2 separate regions of the Homo sapiens genome follow, and region 1 is linked to region 2. A link is a loop called in an ENCODE intact Hi-C map of the cell type or tissue named here. Cell type or tissue: heart right ventricle. All regions are shown on one strand. Each heading gives the region's core, and the rest is flanking DNA. Links, peaks and the distances in the headings are about the cores only.

What was found. A loop is a pair of places that touch in the nucleus more often than their neighbours do. Peaks named below come from ENCODE experiments on the same cell type or tissue, not always from the same donor. Only the 100,000 strongest peaks of a DNase experiment are listed, where the experiment ranks them.
Region 1: it touches region 2 in a loop (3-fold over the local background); 5 of 110 quality-filtered maps call a loop at or near these places.

What each region holds. Positions count from the first base shown.
Region 1 is chr11:30,734,632-30,737,555 of GRCh38, reverse strand. It overlaps LINC02859 (long intergenic non-protein coding RNA 2859), which reads left to right and starts at 2,628. Exons shown (of 4, transcript NR_187236.1): 1 at 2,628-2,695. All of the region lies in intron 1 of LOC101928338 (a long non-coding RNA gene), which reads right to left. In heart right ventricle, for the core only: a CTCF peak has its summit at 1,423; no DNase peak of the experiment used is centred there.
Region 2 is chr11:30,854,080-30,857,003 of GRCh38, reverse strand. The region is part of intron 3 of LOC107984419 (a long non-coding RNA gene); the gene reads left to right. Among named protein-coding and RNA genes, the nearest start is that of LINC02859, 120 kb to the right of the region's middle. In heart right ventricle, for the core only: a CTCF peak has its summit at 1,401 (motif pointing right); no DNase peak of the experiment used is centred there.

The sequences.
Region 1 (2,924 bases), core at 215-2,714, 120 kb after region 2:
CGTGGTCATAAGTAGGTGGTACAGTACAGTCCTATCATGTGCCAGAAAAAAAAGAGAATATCTGTGAACAGTCCTAATGCCCACCACACAATGTATTGACATGTATACTTATAAGTGCCATGTCCTCAGGGCATGTACAAACTTCATGAGAAATTTAAGTCTTGTGGCTCTTCTCATAGTATCTAGTCCTCTGAACAGTGGGTCTTTAATCAATATTGTTCAACGTTAACCAATCATATCCTGAGTCAATGGACCACTCAGATTCTTTTCTTGTCTAGAAAAGGGAATGAGAGATAGGAATTCAGGTAAAACAAAACTGTGCTAAAAAAAACATACAGTTCTGTAATCTTTGTTTCTTTATCTTTAAAATTAGAATATAATAATATCTATATACAAAGGTTCTGTAAGAATTAAATGAGATAATGTTTATGAAGTTCTTAGTTCAGTTTCTGGTGCATAGTAAATGCTCAACGTATGATAGCTAGCCTAGACCTTGGGAAATACATCAGCTTTAGACTATTTTCCTTCTTCGTTTCCTATTATTAACCATGGAAACCAAAGATCATGGGTATTTGTACAGCCAATCATTCACTGCTCATGAAGTGGTCCTTGTGAATGAGGATGGAGAGATTTTATCCTTTGAGGTATCTGGCTGGTAGGCAAAGGTAGGTTAGAGGGACTATTTTTGAGGAGGCAAGAGAACTTACCACAGCTGAGGAAGTAGGCTAGGTGCCAGAGCCAGCTTCATAGATGTGTGACCCATGCAGTCACACAGGGCTCCACAATTGGTTCGTAAACAAAAAACCCCACATTTTAATTTTGCATGGGGCCCCACAAATTATGTAACCAGGCCTGTCAGGTGCAAATAATTCCACAGAATCTCTAGTCTCTCCTACCGTTCCCCTGACCCACCCCTCACTTCCCTGATGAGAACTAGCAGTGATAATAACAGAGGTGGGAAGCCACAGCCTCAAGGAACACCTAAAAGTAGAGAAGAACCAGTACTCACTTGCCCGCAGTTAGAACAGGGTCATTTCAGGGATCTTGGGGTCATGGCAGATGAAAGGGTATGGCTGATTTCAGGCACATTGCATTGCTATTGAAGCTGTTCCAGCATGGCAGGAAAGGAGAAGGGTAGACCTATATGTTACATAGAACAGGGCCATCATACTTGGGGCCTGAAACAATGAGTTTTGGCTAAAAGTTGCTCATCTAGGAGTGAAACTGAGGGATGCCTGTTTCCTCCCACCTAGGAAAACTATTGCAGGGCTCCATAAAAGCAGCAAGGATCAGGACCAACAGGCTTTTGGTTTAGAGACCTCAGCAGGTGCTAGTCCAGGGTGGGAGGTGAGAACCAAAGAGCTCAGGAAACCTACAGAATGATTGAGGTCAGCACACTTGCAGCTTTAGGGTCTGGCTCCCTCATGTGGGACATTAGACAAACCACTGGAAAATTCTTGGGGTTCTAGAACTTGTCACAGACTGGGGACATCAGAGACAAAAGATATTCTTGAGGTTTTTACCCTTATGAAATAGGTAAAACATTTTAGAGTGTGCAAAAAAGAACACAAAACAGAATCATGTACCCATAATCAGATTGGACACATTCTGACATTTTGATATATTTGCTTTAGTCTCTTTTTTTTTAAGATAAGAATTTCTAAACAGTAGACGCCTTCTTGTATCCCTCATCTATCTTCTTTCCTTCCTTCTTTTTCTAGATGAAGTGGTGGTATGACTTCTATGTTTATTACAAATTCAGGTGTTAATAAATAATATATAGTAGTAGTTTCAAGGTTTTCAAATTTACCTCAGTGGCAATATACGGTATATATCCTTTGGCTACTCAGTATTTTGATATATGTTTGACATATATCAGTGTTGATAGGTAAAGATCTAGTGCATTCATTGAACATTTTAATTGATCGATAGCATATCACTAAATGAATGAATATGCTATAATTTATTTGTCTATATTTGTATATCATATATGTATACAAGTACATATATATAATATGTAACTATATTTTAGTGTGTTTATCAGATATAATGGTATCCTCCTTTTGTTTCTCACTTTAAAGATAATATTTCTAAAGTTTCAGCACTAAGTATTGTTTGCCAGAAGTTTTTCACATATACTCTCTATTGTGTTGACAAAATTTCCTGAAATTTCTAGTTTGTTAGTAGTTATTGTTTTACTAAATGCTTTTTTTTTGCATCTAATGAGATGATCATATCAATTTTCTCTTTTAATCTGTTAACATAGTGAATTTCTCTGCTAGGTTTTTAAGGCAGACACTACTTGTTGACTATAAAATAGTTATTCTTCCCCATTTCTCTTGCTAACAGAATGTTGATTTTGTTCAGGGCATCAGTGGTGGAAGCTAATTATAATTATATTTTCACTGCTTTTACAACCTCCCTTTCAGCTACAGGTGGCATTCTGGCCAGTCTGGCCGATGATCTGTTAAGTGGAATTCTGCCAGGAAGACTCCAGGAAAAATAAAAGAGAAAAACATGGCAGATGGAACCCTTCACCCATCCTCCTTTTTCCTTTTTCTAACCTTTGTCTAACGTCAGAGCTGCCAGCAGTCCCTGTATAAGCATGGGTAAAAGAGTAAAGAATCATCACTCCTGATACTGGTGAGCCACTGAACCAACACCGGCCACTGACTACCTCCAGATTTCTTTTTATGTGAGTAAAATAAATGCCTACTTGTGCAAGCCATTTTAAACAAGTTTCCTGTTGCTTGAACTTGGACATCTTTCTGACAACATTTCCATGATAACCATGTTTTTATATTGTTGAAATAGATACTACTTGGTCACCACGTATTTTAAATACAATATTGTATTTATTCTGCTAATATATTATTTAAGTTTTTTGCACCTGTATTCATTGGTGAGCGAGGTCCATAATCTTC
Region 2 (2,924 bases), core at 154-2,653:
TGGAAGAGTAGGAAGCATTGCACCTAAACTTCCATGATTAACTCCATGTGTTTTACTCAAAGCATCAGGTTGCTCTTTAGACTTCTTGGTTGCTTTGGAAATTTTGATGGTGCTTTTTGGAGAGTGGCTTGGGAAGCCAAAAAAGAGTTGAGGGCAATTACTGCTTTAACCAAAACAATAGAACAGCAGGAAGTTCAGTGCAGTCCCCTAGCTTCTCCCCTTCTTTACTCATTTAATACTGGAGAAGTCTGTGAATTATGGTATACACTGAATTTCCAACTTCGTGGACATTGGCCCTTTTCATTATCTTAAGCTCTTTTCATTGCTCCGTTTCTGGGCCTTATGGGAAATGATTCAAGCACTCCATGGAAGATGATCAATTCTCAAGCTAACCCCAGGCAAGTATGAAGAATTCTCCCAAAATCACATGATAGCAAGCTGATAAGATTTCTCTCATCTTCAGTCAGTGAGAAGACCAAACTGCTTCAACAAGTTTGCTTCCTCAGGGATGGGTGTGGTGGCTCACTCCTGTAATCCCAGCACTTTGGGAGGCCCAGGCAAAAACATCACTTGAGCCCAGGAGTTCGAGACCAGCTTGGGCAACAGAGTGAAACCCCATCTCAAAAAGAAAAGAAAAAGAAAAAAAAAACAGTTTACTTCCATAGCTGCTACAGCTCTCCTAACAGTCCTAGAACTCTGGAAAGTCAGTAATCACCATAACTGAGTTCACTCTGCCCTTTAGTAACAGCATAATTAATTCTGTTAGGATTACGTCAATGAAAACATGTGTAAAACGGTGTCATAATACTAACTGTAAAATTCAGTGGCAAAATCCAGAGTGTTCTGAAGTAGCAGATCTCTGCTTCTTTAGGGCAAGAGTTCTCTTTAGTTTTGCCCATTCTTTTATCTCGGTCCCTAGCTTAGTGCTCAGCACATGGTAAACAGTCAATAACTACTTTTTGAACATCAGCTTTAACCTAACATAGAGGTGCCTTAAAAATGCCTAATCCTTCAAGAGGTTGTGAAACATCATGTATCTTTAAAATTGTCAGCTACTTTGAATTGTGAAGTCTTGTTTTTCTATTTGCTCCACACCTTAACCCCCTTAGATAAAATAGGCTACTTTTATTTTTCACCAGTTTGTCTTTCCACTACTGTCAATGGTAACTCAAACCTAAACCCTTTGATGGAGATATTTTCTTGTTTTAAATCGCCGCAGATGAAATGTTTAAAAGGAATTCCAAATTTTGGTCTCTTTCAAACTGACTCTGTGCTGAATATGTAACGTTACCTTTTAAATTTAGAGATTTTACTGGCTAAGATTTGTCACTTGGACCTCAAATTTTAGGAAGAAAATGCTAGATTATAATTCAAAAGATCAGTTTTACATTTTGTATGTAATATAGCCCACTAGGTGGCATATGAACACATGGAAAACTCGGTCTATGTATTAAAGATGAATCCAGTCTACTGTTTTAAAAATAGGTTTTAAATCCCGTTGAACTATGTGGTTGTAATAGTATTGAAACTCTTAGCATTTGTGAACTGGAAAATTTGGTGGTGACAGAACTGTGTTTCTGTATTAGATAAGAGATGTTCTAATAGAATCCTGCTGCTCCTTTTGATGGAATACCGTTCTGAAATTGCATCCAAGGATGAAAAAGTTGGTACCGTGGCACCCTGTCAAGTAGCTCCTGTTGCTGTGAGGTGTGATTAAAAGACACATAAGCCAGCAGAAAATGTGACACAAAGGGCATCTATATAAAAAATTAACAGACTACGTGATATCATTTAGGCCAGATTTAGAATCACAATAAAGACCTTGTTTTAGTCTGTTTTGTGCTACTATCACAGAATACCACAGACTGGGTAATTTATAATGAACAGAAATTTATTGGCTCACAGTTCTGGAAGCTGAAAAGTTGAGTATCAAGGTGATGGCACCTAACAAGTGTCTTCTGGCCGCATCATCACATGGCAGAAGGCGAGAGGGTGAGAGACGGAGCAAGAGGAGGCTAAAGGCACCCTTCCTAACAGTACCAATCCCACCATGGAGGTGGAGCCCTCATGGCCCTCAGCCCCCAGTACTGTTATGATAACAATTAAAATGTCAACATGAGTTTTGAAGGAGACAAACATTCAAACCATGGCAGCCCTCTTCCAGCATTCAGCATTTCTGGGCTAAGGAAATGGAAGCAGTTTGGATGAGGAAAGGAAGGCTTCCAGAAGAATCCCTCCTCCAGTGGGAGCAGAGCTGTGCCTGTTAAATGACATAGGTTTCTCCTTGACCAAACTCTACTCAGGCTCTTCTGAACTCTTTTTTTCAACTAGTCCTCTACTTTTGGACTTCTGTGTTCATCTTGGCATTGTCTAGCTCTAGCAAGAACACTGCTGGCCGAGCACGGTGGCTCACGCCTGTAATCCCAGCACTTTGGGACGCCGAGGAGGGCGGATCACAAGGTCAGGAGATCGAGACCATCCTGGCTAACACGGTAAAACCCCGTCTCTACTAAAAATACAAAAAAATTAGCCAGGCTCAATGGCGGGCACCTGTAGTCCCAGCTACTCGGGAGGCTGAGGCAGGATAATGGCGTGAACCCGGGAGGCAGAGCTTGCAGTGAGCCAAGGTCACGCCACTGCACTCCAGCCTGGGTGACAGAGCGAGGCTCTGTCTCAAAAAAAAAAAAAAAAGAACACTGCTAAGTCAGTTCAGCTATCCTCCATCTTTGATCACCTTTAATATCTAATCAGGTTCTTCATGCTCCACCATCCCTCAGGTGATGTCACCCTGGCCTGCCTTCAGCAAGAACCCCATTAGGTTGCTTTAGCTGCTATCGCCCTCTTATCCCTAATGTTTCCTCTTACCAGTTTTCACACTGAGCCTCTCTACCCCCCACAACTCTGCTTCTTGACTATAAATTTCC